2 separate regions of the Mus musculus genome follow, and region 2 is linked to region 1. A link is a loop called in an ENCODE intact Hi-C map of the cell type or tissue named here. Cell type or tissue: left cerebral cortex. All regions are shown on one strand. Each heading gives the region's core, and the rest is flanking DNA. Links, peaks and the distances in the headings are about the cores only.

What was found. Hi-C counts contacts between places; a loop is a spot of excess contacts. Peaks named below come from ENCODE experiments on the same cell type or tissue, not always from the same donor. Only the 100,000 strongest peaks of a DNase experiment are listed, where the experiment ranks them.
Region 2: a loop joins it to region 1, with 3 times the contacts of the local background. A loop is called at or near these places in 2 of 42 quality-filtered maps.

Annotation. Positions count from the first base shown.
Region 1 is chr5:39,320,781-39,329,116 of GRCm38, reverse strand. It overlaps LOC115490181 (a long non-coding RNA gene), which reads right to left. Exons shown (of 4, transcript XR_003955907.1): 4 at 335-410. Among named protein-coding and RNA genes, the nearest start is that of Gm40292, 18 kb to the right of the region's middle. In left cerebral cortex, for the core only: no CTCF peak of the experiment used is centred there; DNase peaks (open chromatin) are centred at 611 and 3,500; H3K27ac peaks cover 834 bases.
Region 2 is chr5:38,878,241-38,886,576 of GRCm38, reverse strand. No RefSeq gene overlaps it. Among named protein-coding and RNA genes, the nearest start is that of Clnk, 5.7 kb to the right of the region's middle. In left cerebral cortex, for the core only: a CTCF peak has its summit at 3,572 (motif pointing right); DNase peaks (open chromatin) are centred at 4,380, 4,606, 5,861, 6,363 and 1 more place; H3K27ac peaks cover 1,589 bases.

The sequences.
Region 1 (8,336 bases), core at 152-8,151:
TAATGCTCTCTGCTTTACCCATGCTCTAGAATTCCAAACCGTGGCCTTAGGCAAGATTAAAGTGGAACATTCCGGTAGAGCTTTCCGAACATCCTCTCAACTTACAGAGCAAATACAGAAGGATAGTTCTGAATCTGGTGCTGAGCCCAGTCATATAGGTAAACTGGGATTTGTTCTGATGCTCAGACACAAGCCATTGTGTGAGAAAGGGAAGTGAAGCTGGCTCAGATTGAAATTTTTATTTCATGGAGCAGAGAAGGAAATATGTTCTTGACCCTGAGGAGGAAACAGAATATGTAGGCATGAAGAATGAATGTCTTCCAGCCATTGGAAGTATGTGCTTGGCCCTTCTTGTTTCAGGTGTGGGTTGGGGCTTGTAGGAATCAAGAACAGCCTGCCATCTTGGTTGTCTAAAATGAGAAATCATGGGAGAGGAATTTAATAAATCCTGAACAGGCTAGGACAATAGCTTCTGCGAAGTGGGGGGAAAAAAACCCTCCAAGGATGACAGATTTAGCTTCTCATATCTTGTCAGAACATTAGCATAAGAGTGAGCTGCCTCACATGAACTTAAAATACAGGAGAAAATTACTCTCAGAGAGTTACAGCTGAGCCTACACTTAGTGGATATGATTCTTTGGTCTGGCACCTGTGAAAGAAACCCAAATTAGAAATGGAAGTCAGAAAAAGGCCAAGGTGTAAACTCTAGACACACACCAAAGGTTCGTTGTGTGCCAGGAGACTAAGTAGCTTGCACACATAGTGGTACCTAAAACGTCACGGCAACCTTGTACAGCCTTTTCTGTTTGATATAAGCTATACCTGAATTCTGAAGGCTTAAATTGCTTGGCTAAACACTCATAGCAGGTAGGGGAGAAAGAGCAACAGGGGTGATTCAGATATCTGGACTCAAAGCTCTGTTCAGAGAGGTGGAGCTAGGATGCCACTGTGATTTCACAGAAAGTAACCTAGCAAGATTGAGACCAATAATGATTGCAGCACATTCATTCCTTTATTCACCCTTATACACTCAAAAAAAAAAACCCAGAACTTGCTGTTTATATAATTTTTCAAAAGGCAGAGACTGGGATTCTATGGTACAGTGGGTTGAATACTGGTGGTCAAAAGTCTGTCTCATCCAGTACCATGGCATACGATGGGTTTATGGGATAAAGGTCTTTGCAGGTATCTTTGTGGTATAGATGTTGAGAACACAGCCTCACAGGTACTCATGAGCGTTGAACTGATCTAGTAGGGTATCTTTACAAGAACTAAAAGGAAATGACAGAGGAAAGGTCATAAAAGAGAAGGATCTGTGAAGCTGGTGGAGACCCAGAATGTAGTCATGATGTCATAAAAGCAAAGAACACTGGATGCCAACTGAAGCCAGGAGAGGATTTTCTTGGAAGTTGACAAAGTAGACTTGACTATAGAAGTAGCATTACAAAATCTGCACCTCCAGAACCAGGGACAAAGGAAACTATTTTGTTGTTAAGGTAGTGTGTCTGGCATTGTTATAGAAGCCTTGTTTCTGAGGAGGGTTTAAGTCAGGGATACAACTGATCATCAGAGATTGGAGATGTTGAGACTATCTCATGTAGCTGATTGAAGAATAAGAAGACCTCTGAAAGCAGAAGGCTTTGCCTCACTCATCTAGAAAACAAAACACCTATTCCTAAAGTTAGCTTTCTTAAATGGCCTTATCTCCTGCCTAGAAGAGGAAGTAGTCAATGCTTGCTGTTCATAATTTTTAGAAGCTTTCTAACTCAGCTTAGCATAATAGGATTGTGTTGTTTCTGAAAACATTTAACAACATCACAAGAGGAAGTTAGAAACTTAACTTTAATTCTTTAAGCTTCACATGCAAGAAATGAGAATATGTTTGGAAATTTTTAGCACTTCTAATACACAGAAAATAGTCAATAAATGCTTGTCATTTTCATGTTTTTACAGATGACTACAATGTCTAAGAAAACAAGCTTGAGGGAATAGTTTCAGCTGCATTTAAAGTATATTTATGACAGGAAGACAGTGTTCAAAATGTTTTGCTTATTGAAAAAAAGCAATATGCAGAAATACAGGTAATTATATAGACAGTATGATGCAAATTCTAGAAAGCATTTTGATTTAATATTTAATACTCTAAGTTAAATAATGGAGGAGCCCATGTGCTTATTAATATCGTATGGCCACATATAACCTACCATGCATCAGACCTGAAACAGATGTATGCATTTTCATATATTCGTACATTAACCCAAGGATATTTATTAATTGCTATCATTGTTCACTGGGTAATACAATTAAAAATATTTGCTTATCCACAGCACAGTGTTTCTAAAAATCTAATACTTGTGGGTAAATTTTAGTTAAATTTTAGACATTTTCGTTGTATTTAAAGTAAGTGTAATAAGAATCGTCCTATTTCTTGTGGATACATAACACTTAAAGCATACATAGAGGAGTGTGTTCATTAACCATAGCAGTTAGCAGGAATTTATGTTCTAGGTGAGGGGAGTAACTTCAAAATGATTAAGGATACCTACGAGATCCCCCACACTTCTTCAGTCAGTCCTGGCAAGTTAGCCTACTGATGTCATTTGAGCCACATCTGAGGTCCATGGTAACATGGGTATAAATCTGCCTACCTTGTGAGGGTGCCACCCAATACATCCTTAAATCCTTTATTCCCTAGGCCCAAGCTTCCTGTGTCCCTGTTCTCTGGCATGTATAGATTTGAGTGCTATGGAGAGGAGCTAAGAGGGGGAGTTCCCTGAGTTATATACGCAAGAGTAAGATTCATTTTAATTTGCATTTTTACAGTCACTGGCTGTATGTAATTTTACAAATTCTTGATTAAAGAAATAATTGCCAGTAAAATCTAAGGGAAAATAATCTACAGATTCCTGTAAACTTCACATAAGAGACTACAGGTATATTATACACACTGAACATGTGTCCATTAACACAAATACTGTAGCTTTGGGAAATACAGATAATATTGTTTTATTAAGTATTATAATATACCACAAATTAACCATGTATTATTATTACACATTACTTATATTCATAACTTAATTATACCATGTGAGATATGTATATATATATATGTATACCCCCCCCACACACATATATATACATACAATGTTTTGCAGATACATATAAAAGCTAAAAGGTAAAATGAAGACTCAGTCACAGTTTACAAAAATTACCTCTAAATAAATTTCACTTTTTTTCTTGCTTTAAAAAAATTCTAAATTTCCTTCTATAAATCAAAAATGGTGTAGTTTAAAAATTCAATAAATGCTATAAAAATCTGTATTCACACTTCACAGTTACAGATTTGCTCAAAGGAAACAGATGGTTGTTAGCCCTGTAACATTCTGTCTCCTAAAATTAGAGCCAGACACTCTGGTGTGATCCATTGCTCAACATGGATTCTAGATTTTAAAATGCCAATAGACAAAACTGCAAATCATGAACCTAATTTGTTGTAGAGGAGGTGGGACTGTCCAGCCCAATCACTTATTTAGTACGTATTGAAGGCAGACAGTGTCCATGCATAGAGAGCAATTTCGATAGAAGACACATCCCCCCTCTCCTGGAGCTTTTGATTCAGTGGAACCTGTATTTATAATAAGCCTGCCTGTATCTAGAGAGGAAACTTCTACCAAAGCAGAGATCCCTCTGCATTCTTCACAGCTGATCTTCTAGGGATCCTCACTGATGTCACATAGCACAGGCAAAATAAATGCTACTTTAGTTGAAAGTGAAGTAATTTCCCAATGACATTCAAACTGATAGAAATCAGTACAGCAGAGATTAGCCTGTTGATAGGCATTAGTCTACATTTTAAAATACATTTCACGTGGTCCTCAAACCCTTAAAGTTTACATTCTCTTCGAAGAAGCAGGATTGGATGTGAGGCATTCAATGACAGCTACAGACAAGGTACACAATTAGCTAAATGGACGAAAAGGTTATTTCTTTCAAGGGCAAGAGGTCACTGGAGACATGCTGCTGAATGTCACTGAAGACCTGGGTCAGAGAAGGATAGGAGTTAATTGGGTAAAACGAGGAGAAAGGACATTGTGAGCAAACAGAAGTCACATGTGCAGTTGCCTTGATGGATAGAGCAGCATGCTCTGTTTCAGCAACCTGCCATTTAGACTGGTGGGAAAAGCAATTTGCAAGCCAGAGCACAGCAGTCCACATCTTTTATTGCAGGAGGTGAGGAAGAGTCGGAAGTTTATAAGAAAGAAGTATTGCAATAGAGCTTTTGGAGAGGAGTGTGTAGGATAGATAACCTCTGGGCAACGAGGGTGTCTCAGAATGACCTAAAGGAAGTCTGGAATGAACAGTTCTGACTCAGAATGGGACATGCTGCCACAAGGTCTTGGGGAATAAAAAGGCTAATTTAACTTCTAATGTCATATGGTCATCCATACACAGGCATCAGTCATTTTCCCTGCCCGGCTTTGCCAAATTAAAGAACAGCTTGAAATGGATTAGTTCAACAGTTCTATCAGATGATTGGAGAAAATGCCTTAGTGGATACCCTGTTGAAGCAATGCTATGACTATGCTTTGTGAAGTGTATCTTTGTATACTGGTGCATGCCTTATCTAGCCCCAAGGCATAATTATAACAGTAACATCAATAATAATTACATCTCATAATCTTTATATCCACAACATTCACTGTAACACTTCAATACCCCGTGACTAAGAAAGTTAACTTGTGATTACCTCCAGGTTTGGAATGATATTATGCTTAGACAACAGAAGAAACTTTCATCATCTCCAAACTTAAGTAAAAGATGTGGTGCTGTGCATGTGGGATGCAAAGACTTTACACCCACATCTAGGATTGTTGCACCAGACTAAGTTGTAATAAAGGAGGAGGAAGAACAAACAGTACTTCTGTGTTAAGAAAAGTCCGATCGTGACCAGATCTTGAGTAGCAAAGTTAAGAGTTCAAAGAATACAAGGGAAAATTTATAGTATAACAGAACTTTTGCTTCAATCTATTTTATCTGGAAAAAAAGGTAATTTTTATGTTGCCCCGAGGAAACTGTCGTTATCTGACATAGGGCAAGCTAACCAGAATTGCCTCCATTCATGAACTCACTGTTGCTAAGATACCATGATCAATTATTTTTTACTGAATGGTAATAGTGAGCCCAAGTAGTGTTAATTCACCTAACACAAGTTTTAAATTAAAAGTAATTATTTTTCTTTGTTCTTGAAAATACCATTTCTCTCTGGACATGCATTCAAAAGCAAAATCTTAGGTTCTAGTTCATGGATGAAAAGAGAAAGCAAATTGAGTTCATTAAAGGTGGAATTACTCAAAGACTTACTGATTTCCTCCAGTTAATACACTAGCAGGAAAAGCTGAAAATGAAATATATTACTTGAATTTGGGGTAGAGGAGGGATGGGGGGAACTCATGGCCACATAATTTTGTACTTTGTTTTCATTTGCTAATGTTCAGTGTTAATGTTTAAATTTGAGCATAATGGCAGTTATTATATCCAACTATTTGAAAAGTTGAGGCAAAGCGATTACAACCACAGGTCAATGTGGGCTAAAGGGCATGTTCAAGGTCCAGCCCCAGTAATTTAGTGAGACTCTTTCTAAAAAATAAATAAAAATAAAAACTAGAAGGATAGAAGATGGAGGATGTGAGTGTAGCTCTGTAGTAAATTTCTGCAGTAAATCTCCAGCTCCAATAAGCCTGTGCAAAAACACACAACTCAGTTTTAATATTTATAAGCTGCATGTCTAGATTGCTCAGATCTGCCACTAATTCCCAGCCGTGAGATCCCATGTCAAGCCCTCAACCTTAATATGAAGAATTAGAAGCAACACTGAACTGTGTCAACTTAGAACATGTTAGGAATCGCGCCCTCACAATGCCTGGGTGCACTTATTTGTGATTTTCTCAGACTCCTAGCCCATAGATTTGAGAGAGGAAGACCCAACTTAGGCAGTGGTTGGGGGCAATGAACCTTGACTATACACCATAACCATAGAATAGACTTTAAGAAAACAACCCCTTAAAATCAGAAAGTCATCACCTAGATTCACCAAGTCATAAAAATTTCCTAAATGGATGGATGTAAGGCCATTGTCATCATAGGGCAGACTTGAAAAGGACACAGTTGGTTGTCTTCAAAAATATGATAAGGAAATGGGGCCAATAGTGAGTTAATTAGCCCAAGCAAATGGAGCCTTAAAGAAATTAGAGGGGGGGAAATACAGAAGTGTGTTGAAAGCCCAGAATAAGAGAGACTTTGGTGTATGTAGCAATGGAGTGGTTATATTTGGGATACAAAAATAATTTCAGGACCTGATAAATACTCATGGCCCAATAGAGATTTTTAATATGAGGCAGTAGGAAAAGAGGCTATACAATCAATATCTACACGAAGAGCTGCTATAGCATTGTGAAATGCAAATTTAATCAGCCAGAGAGGTAGTTGAATGGGTAAGGGCTCTTGTTACCAATCCCAATAAGCTAAGCTCCATCCTTGGCACCCATGTGTTCAAGAGAAGACCCAATCCTGTCAGTTTTCCCCATGACCACCACATACATGCTGTGGCTTGAGAGAATACACACACACACACACACACACACACACACACACACACACACCCAGGCACACACATATACACATGCACACATACACACATAAATGTGATAATGCAAAGCATCTCACATGTGTGCCAATTGAGGTTAAATTGATGGCTGTATTTATAATATTAATCTTAGAAAAATGTGATTATAAAAATGAAATAAATCCCATAACAACTGCATATAGCCCACCTTTGTAAACATGAGTATGAAGTAACCTTTACCATAAAACTCAAGAAAGAATAAAATAACAGCACCCATCTGGCTTGTCAGGGTGCAGTATCCTGCATGCATAAATTATTTGTTATAAGTAGAATAATCTCTTTATATGTGTATCCAAGATGTTAATTGCTTTTAAAAAAATTAGGTAGGAGGAAGCAGAGTTGTTGGAATTTTAGTACTAGTTGCAGGCTTGGAATACTCCTAGTTCATGCCAACCCATTCATAAATGAACACAAGGTGATCTAGGGAACAAGTTACAGAGTTTTGATGACAGACAAAGATGATCAATTCAGGTTAAATAAAAACTGGATGAATTGGGAATACCAACTGATATCCAGAAAAGCAGTGGCAGAGGAAATGCCAGCACATCTATAGGGATGCTGATAACTCCTCTACCAGGCTAGACATCACTCATCTGTTGTATCTATCACAAGGAAACTGGAAAACTAGAATGAGGCCTAAGGATGTAGATCAATGATGGAGTACCTGGGTAAGACCCTGGTTTTGATCCCCGGTACCACTAAATAAATAACAAATAGCATGCTTTCACCCAATCATGGAACATTGCCAATGTGGTTATGCCTTTAACTCCTAAGAATCCTTGTGTTTATTCCAACACATATTATCAAGACTGTTTCACAGGTAAGGAAACCATTGATGAAGAAGATGGATAATCAGGGTTCAAGTTACATAATCATGATCCAGGAGCCACTCTCCTAAGTCTTCAATGTCCTGCCTCACTAAACAAATTCTATGTAGTCTTGATGCAGAAGTTTCATATGATAAGCCATCCTGAGCGCACACCTCCTCACCTCTCTGGGATCTGCTGCTCACGACAGAGGGACACCTGCTATTTCCTATTCTCATCTTTCAAAATCATCACCATGATTATTCATGATTTGTTTTTCCATCTGCCTGGAAATGGACATGACCTTGAAAGACACATCCTTACTACATCCTGTCTATATTGGCCTGGGTCCCTGTGGAGCAAAACCTTTCTCTCCACATCCCATGTCCTCATCATATAAGGAAAACACATCTTATGAAACAGCACTGGTTTTTGAAAATATATCTATTATTACAACATAATACACATAGGCATGGAAAGTGAAAGATTATAGCTGGGATCCCCCAATGGAAGCAACACACTAACCTAAGAGAAGAGAGCAATTAAACCCACCTTGAGAAGGTCTCAAGCTGGCTGCATTTTCAGAGGAACCTCCATTGAATCAGCCAAGTCTTTTAAGGAGGCAAATACCCAGGACTTCCCAGGCCAATTAGTGTGCATACACTAGAAAGGCCAAGGACAGAAGCCCAGTGGCACTATATGTGTTTCCAAAGCTGATCCAACATGTTCCCACAGTCCCCTGCTGGTTACTTGGGGCTGCATTAAAGCCAGTGATGATGCAGGTAGCTGATACCCAGTCTTCGATTTCTCTCAAGGAGTTTTCAAAGAAAAAAAATCATGGACTTAGC
Region 2 (8,336 bases), core at 230-8,229, 440 kb after region 1:
GTACACTATCTGATTCATTATTTGTAGGATTTTTAATTTAATTTTTACTTTTGTAACTACCATTCCAAGTATTGGGTTTCATTACTTTTTCAAACATTTTGTTTTATGAATCATGAATCATCTTACTCTCATGTTTCTGCCCCATCCCCTTCCCACTTCTTACTCTACTACCCCCAGTAGACTTCTTTCCAGCTTCATGTCACGTGAGCTCAATTTCCCTTCCTCCATCCTCAAAAAAAATCATTCCCCTATCATGATCCCCTTTCTAGGTTCATGACCTATATTCACACTAAAACACACAGAAACACACACACACACTTTTCCCCTAGGGCTGGGGAGATGGGGAGACAGCTTGGTCATAAAAATGCCTCTATCATAAGGACCCAAGGATATCCTTGCATGCCCATATGCATCTTGTAACCCAAACATGGGTTGGGGGAGGAGAGAGAGAGAGAGAGAGAGAGAGAGAGAGAGAGAGATGCATGGCTTCCTGGAACTCATTAGATCATTGCAGGCAGTCTGGTAGAATAGAAAAGCTCCAGATACACTAAGAGACTGTCCCAAAAAATGAGGTGAAGAACAATCCAGAAAGACAGCCAACATTAACCTCTGGCTTCCACATACATATATGCACTTGTGTATACAACATACATACATACATACATACATACATACATACAGAGAGAGAGAGAGAGAGAGAGGAGAACTGGAATACACATATGAAAGTAAACATTGAATATTTGCCTTTCTAGGTTGGATTGCCTTGCTTAATATAACATTTTGCAGATTCATCCATTCTGCTACAAATTTTAGAATTTAATTTCTCTTTGTAGCTGAATAAAATTAGATTGTGTATACATATCACATTTTCATCATTCACTCATTTGTTGATGGACATTATCTTAGGATTTTATCACTGTGAAGAGACACCATGACCAAGGCAGCTCTTATAAAGGCAAACATTTGATTAAGGCTGGCTTACAGTTTCAGAGGTATTATCAGCATTATCATTATCAGCATAGCAGGAAGCATGACAGCCTGCAGACAGACATAATGCTAGAGAAGCCAACAGTACTATATCTTGTTCTCAGGGCATCCAGGAGGAGGCTACTCCACACTGGGCAGAGCTTGAGCATAGGAAAGCTCAAAGGCTTCACCAACAGCCTCTCATAGACTCTGTTCATGGTGCCAAGCCTCAACTTCTTTGCATGACACCTTCAGTCCTGGGCTGCACCATCACCAATGGCCTCTCTTGATCTCACACAGTGTCAAACCTCAGCTACTCTCCATGACTCCTTCACACCTTCAAAACCAGTACTATCTGTATGATTCTTACATATTACCAAGTCTGGCTGCCAGCAGGATATCTATCTCTGGACCACAGCTTCTTTGTGCTCTCAGAAAATACTTCCCAGAAGATTTTGCCTCAATGATACTGGCCTCATCTTAATCACCATTAATTTCTTAGCTCCAGCTAACTAGCAACGATTGCCATAGTAACCCCTTCTATTCTTTACTCTAAAGCCAGACCCATATGGCCAAAGCTGCTGAGTTCTGCTATTTGCTGTACCTGGAACATGGACCTTTTGTTCTAGAATATCGTCACCAACTTTCTGCTTTCAGTGATTTCCTTTACTACCTAAGCTTGGCTGTCCTGGAACTTGGTCTGTAGACTGACCTTGAACTCAGAAATCTGCATACCTGAGTGCTGGGATTAAAGACATATACCACAATGCCTGGACCTAAGCTTTTCCTTAATTCCTTTTCACAAGATCTTTATCAGTTCTACATTGTAGCTCACTCCAGATATAGTCAAGTTGATGACTGTGAATAATCGTCAAAAATCATCCCTTGTCAATTTGACACACAACCATATCTCCTTATGTCCAAATGAAAACATTAACCAGGCCATAATAATGCCTAACATGGTATAACTTCTTACAACTGTCACTGCATAAACAATAAGCTTAGCTGGGTAGCATCTTGCCCCAAGGCTACCACCCCCTTAATCCTATTTAATATCCTTAATGAGATTATTTAATCCATTTCACTTCCTGGTGTCCCTTCAATCCTTAAAGAATACATTTTGTATTTTTCCTTTCTAAGCTTGCTAGGCTTGATCAAAATGCTCTTCATAAGACTAAACCACAGTACAGTCTATGCTAGGCTTTGTTTGAGATTTCCTTTGTCAACATAATTAATCTAAAACTCTTCACTTTAGAGCCTCGGCCAGACTCTTCAGACAAAGGCAAAAAGCAGCCACATTCTTCACCAAAATATCACAAGAATGATCTCTAGGCAACATACTAAAATTCTTCTCTGAAACCTTTGAGCCAAGCCCCCAGCACTTCAAATAATCTTCACAAGACTGTAATTCCATGTTCTTGCTATGCTTAAACCATTCCATTGCTTTCCTAATTCAAAACTCCAAAATCAACATCCCTCCAAACAAAAGCACAGTCATGCATATATATCGTAGCAATGCCCAAATCTGACACCACTTTATCTTAGTTAGGTTTTATTGCTGTGACAAAGTATCATGACCAAAAATCAAGTTGAGGGAAAAAGGATCTATTATTGGGTTCACACTTTGAAATTACAATCCATCACCGGAAGAAATCAGAACAGGAATTAAAGCAGGGCTGGAACCTGGAGGCCAGAGCTGATACAAAGGCCATAGAGAACCTTCTTCCCCAGTAGTATGATAGAACTTTTCAGCATTATGAAAGCTAACCTATAGGGATGGAGCTTATAAATTTCGCCATGCTCTAACTCATGTATGTGGTCCTTAGCAATAGGGACTTACCCTCAAGTCCAAGAAGGTAACCAAGAGCAAGAGCAATAGTGCATGGAGGAAGGGGTGTTATGGGACCTTACTGACCAACGCCAACTCTGAAAGTGCTTCCCACACCCAGCACTGGGCCTTTCTTAAGATGTTTTCATTTCATTGTTAGTGCCTGCACATATGCACGAGAACTGTGCTAGTCCGGGTGTCCACAGAGGCCAGAAGCATCAGATCCCGTGAACCTGAACTTACAGACAGTTGTAAAGCAATATATGGGTGCTAGGAACTGAACCCACATCCTCTGCAAAAAGGCAGCAGGTATTTTTCCCTGCTGAGCCAGCTCTTCAGCCCCAGCCATTTGACTCTTTAGTTTTAATGTCCACACTAATTTTACAATGGCTGCACTGGCATGTACAGAAGACCATTAGCTAAGGAGCCATGCCCCTACTGCTCCCTAAGAGACCCTAGAATTAGAGAGTGTTTACCTTACTAGGATCCATATAAAACCTGGAGACTTGGGATCAGGTCTCAGCCTGTCTGCTGACGAGAATTCAGTGCTGATGCTTCACTGCACAGTGCCTTTGTTTCTTCTGTTCAAAGACCGAAAAAAGCCAGGTCTGGGACAAGTGTTCTGAAGATTGGATATGAGAGCCCATCCTTGCTCAGTGTTCCACCAGCTCCAGGGTCCCGATGAGATTCTTTAATGAGTATCTTTAAATCTCAAATGTCTTTTTATTTTCTAAAGATTTATTGATTTTATTTATAGGAGTACCCTGTAGCTGTCTTCAGACACACCAGAAGAGGGCATCAGATTCCATTACAGATGGTTGTGAGCCACCATGTGGTTGCTGGGAATTAAACTCAGGACCTTTGGAAGAGCAGTCAGTGCTCTTAACCACTGAGCCATGTTATAATGAGGATGGGGGTGTGTAGCCTCAAATGCAAATGAAGCAATGCATGGTGTAGGCAAGAGCTTTGAAAATGTGACTGTGCTATTCATACCAGTATAATGTTCCTGACTTCCTTAAAGACAGGGAAGTATCCAAGATTTCCTTCTCCTTTATACAGAAAGCGAGAGACAGACAGACAGACAGACAGACAGACAGACAGACAGACAGACAGAAAGACAGAGAATGAAGGAGAGAGGTGAGCAGTCCTATCCCTCCATAACACCACAGAGCCAGGTCCACCATAGGTATTCACCTCAGCCTCCTTCCTCTCCTTCTCTATTCTGAGTCTGTCTTCAGGCTACCTGCAGCCTGTTCACCGTGAGTGCTCACCCTGAGAGTCTATCATGGGATTCCTCAGCCATATTCCATGCTATTTTTCTTTTTCTTAATCCAACTCTTCCTTCAAGACCTGAATTCAGCCAATGTGAGGACAGATGGTGTGGGGCCCTTTGCCCTGCCAATTTAGCAATCTTGGCAAGAACTGGGTCCTTGTGTGCAGGGGGGGTGGGGTGGGGGAGTGATTTTTGCTTGCATAGTTTAAAAATACTACAGTGTTTTTAACCTCAGGGAAAAATGTTTGGCAAACAACCCATAGCAGATTTTCTTTTTCTTGTGGATGATGTCACATCCCTAGCCAGATTTGTCTAAACAAGGCTCTGCTCAAGAAAAATGGCTAGCTCTGGGTGTCGTTACCATGTAGCATTAAGAGGCATGCCAAGAGCAGGTTTGGGTTAAAATGCTTGGGTCTGACCTCTGCCTTAGCTTTCTCCAGTGCACTGTGAGGTCATTTACCACGATAGAGCTCTGTAGTCTCATGAATGAAAAACAACAATTTTAAGCTATAATCAGTTCAGTTCAGCAGCTGCTGAGTGGTTTACTGTAATAGCATCTGGGGTGGTAAGTAAGACAGCCACCAGCCAGGATTTTGTAATCAGTCATGCTTAAACTCAAAAATTGGGGACCTCTTCTGGTGTTCCCTCTGCTTAGCGATCTCTTCCATCTGGAGTAATCTCTGGTTAGCTCCTTTTCTGCAGTCAGATCTCACTCAGTTCACATGCTCCCTCTGCATAGATTGAAGCTTAAGTTATCTTGGGTAAATCTGCCAGTGCCCATGTCCTGACCAACCTCTCATTTTATCCTCTTTCACTCTGTCATGGCACTGTGCTGTGTCTATTTTGTGTTTGTGTGCTACTGGCATTTCCCAAGGTCAAGCCACATGCCTTTCCCATGCCGTGTAGCAGGACAGAAGTGCCTTTAGCCTCCAGTCCTCACAATGGGGGCCTTGGAGGTAAATGAATCACTCACTCATCTTAGGAGAACTTGCAACATTTGAATCTGCTTCTTCAAATGTGTACCAGAAATAACAGTGGTATCCATCTAGACATACTGGGTTTTGGTTTTTGGTTTGTTTTTTTTGGGGGGGGGGGGCGTTGTTTCTGTTTTTGGTTTTTGTTGTTGTTGTTTTGGTTTTTTTTTTTTTTTTTTTTTTGAGACAGGGTTTCTCTGTGTAGCCCTGGCTGTCCTGGAACTCACTCTGTAGACCAGGCTGGCCTCAAACTCAGAAATCCACCTGCCTCTGCCTCCCAAGTGCTAGGATTAAAGGCATGTGCCATCACTGCCCAGCTAGACTTACTGTTTTATTATAGCATGAACCTATGTGAAGTGCCAAGAGCAATTATTGACTCAACTGAAGTGTTGACACTTAACCCATGAGACCTTTCTGGAGAAGCTTGCTATAACTTCAATAGTGGACTTGTGAACATGGTGTGAGGCAAAGATTTTAGGGACGTTCTCTGTCTGCCCTTACTTATCACCTCTTCCCCTGGCAGCTCCAAAGGACTTAAACATGGGTGTAATACAGCCATTCTAGAAAAATACATGTCAGAAATTGTGTTGTGCTCTGAACTGCCCTTTGCTGGGACTGTAAGCTCCTGCGAGGAGTCCTCATATCCATGTACCATTTCTTCTTTTTCCGTGGGATGGCTAGCCAGGGCAGCTGAGCCAGCAACTGGAAACACCTTAAGATTCTTAAGATACACAGTGTTCTCCAAGAGATCAGGCCCATTCAAATTTGAGCTTTTCTCCTGGTAACTACTTAACCTTTGTAAGAAAGTATCCAGTGGTGTCTCAGAACCAGCTCAAGTTGAGCATGTCTGAAATCCAGCAGAGGAGGACACTTAAGCTTAAATTCAAACACAAATGCTCCATTTTGGGAGACAGGACTGTGATGTGAAAGAGAGCACAGTTAATTGCGGTGGGCTGAAGGTTCACAATGTGCACCCTGGGACCACAGGATAGGAGATAACAGGAGAACACAATTAGGGAAAGCTGAGTCCCTCTCTGACTTGTGCCCAGTGTCCAGCTGCCTGAGGCACCAGTAATGAGCAGATGCTAAACTGTAATAAATCAGGAAAGCTAGTGCTAATTAAGTCAGGTTCTACGCAGGATTTCTCTTGCAATTTTTTTAAGTGTGATTTTGATCCACTGAGTAGACAGTCCTTAGAAAAAGACAAGCTCTTCCAATAAACACCACCCCTCTTCCACGACGATGTAGAAAATTGACTCGAGTTTGCGGGGTATGAGTGCGTGTAAGCTTCACGGTGCAAGTGCAGCGCTTGACAGCAGCCCAAGACCAGCTGCCTGACAGGAGCCTGGACTTGGCAGACAGCACCAGCTGCAAGCAGGAAACTGAATACCAAGAGGTGTCAGAGTGTTTACTCAGAACTCCCCGTTTCTTTTAACACTTAAACTTCTTCTTATTCCCAAAAGAAGATGAGGATAAAGACGAAGATAAAGAAGAAGCAGAAAAGGAAATTGCAAAAGTTGAAAGTAGAACCAAGTTTGCATCTGCCCAGAGTACTTACTCACTGGAAATCCATTTCTAAAAATGCAGGGACCAAGAAGACATTCTACATCACAGCTCTGGATTTGGTCCTTCTTCTTGGAGGTCTGTAAAAATTTAAAAGGTTAAAAATAATTTTAAGTATACATTAAGATGTAAATTTTAATGGACAGTGAACTCATAATAAAAGTTGGAGTGGGTGGAAAGTTGCCCTCTTTGGCTGGGCTCTAGGTGGTTGACACAGGAATCTAACTCTCTCGATTATGCAACAGCACAGAGCCATCCTCTCCCATCTCACATGTAGCTCTACTGTACCATGCAGAGCTCTGCTGTACTACAAATCTCCTCTCCACATATGTAGCCTATTATTTGTCCATTGGTGAGATGGACATGCCTCCAACTGCAGGCCCTCATTCCCAGGCTTCCTGTTGAAAAAAAAAAAGGATTATGCTCCTTTCAAAGCCAGGCATCCCCTCAGTAATACAGCTGGATCCTCAGAACCTGAGTGTTCAAACCCAGACTCTAGTGAATTTTCCTGAACTACCCTCTGGTGACTCAAGGCTCATGGACCTAATTGACCATGCAGGTGGGGAGGGAGGATGGAGGTCAAGAGGCAAGAACTCTTGCAGCAATTAGTATAAAATAAAGGACAACAAATTGAAGGACCGCCTGTTCAGCCTGAGTGATAGCAGCCAAGAGGAAATGTGGGCTGTGGTCCTCAGCAGAGTGAGTATTGCCCTGTTCTGGCTGTTTCCAGGCTAGCATCTTCCTGTCTCTTCTGCATTCCTGTAACTTGTTGCTTTGTAGGTTCCTCAGGAGAGCTTGGCTATCCTCCTGGCATTCAGATATACAACTCTTGGGCTCCAGATGTTTTCCCACACCATCCCTCTGTCCCTATCTTCCTTCCTTCTCCACTCTCTGCCTTCCTTCCTCCTTCCCTCCCTCTCTTCATTTCTTTCCATCCTTCATTTCCCTTATTTCTCTTCATTTGGTCTAGAAAATCCTCACCCATCATGGAGACCTTGGCTTTCATCATCACCTCCCGAAAGGAAGTATTTTCTGAACCCAGAGTGGGCGATAACTAGCCTGTTACACACATGTGAGAACCTCTGTTTTCCTATCTCAAAAGAGCTACCATGTTTAGCATTTCTCATTTAATACCTCTCTGGCCTATTATCCCCATGAAGCAGCAATATTGTTTTTCTTTTACCTTTGAGCCTCTATATCTGACCCAATGCCTGGCATGTAGTAGGCAGAAGGAGCCAATGAACAAAAAATTGTCGAAGCAGGCCCACCTCATTGTATTGGATGAAATCAATAGTTCTTTGTTAGTAAAGTTTGTCCATTTTTGACTCCTCAAAAAAGTAAACTATGAGAGATAAAGAGCAAGGTATGTGTTTAATGCAATTGTGTTCTAGCATCTAATAGCATGATTGGCAGATAGTAATTGTTCTCTGCTTTTTGAGACAGAATTTCATGCAGCCCAGGTTGGCTCAAAACCACATCATAAAAAATGATCTTGATCTACGGATCCTGCTTCCTCTCTATCCCCCCAAAGAACTGGGATTACTTATTTTTCTATTTCAAAAAAGCAGTAAACATCACATATAACCATATTCCCACCAATCTTTAATTCTTCCTTAATGGGTATTTTGTATTGGACTTGCCTTTTCAATGTCCTTAGAACTAACTGTAATGTGATGCCTATGTGTTTTCCATTGTAAAGTACTTGTCTGCATTTCACTTTTGAGAAAGTGTC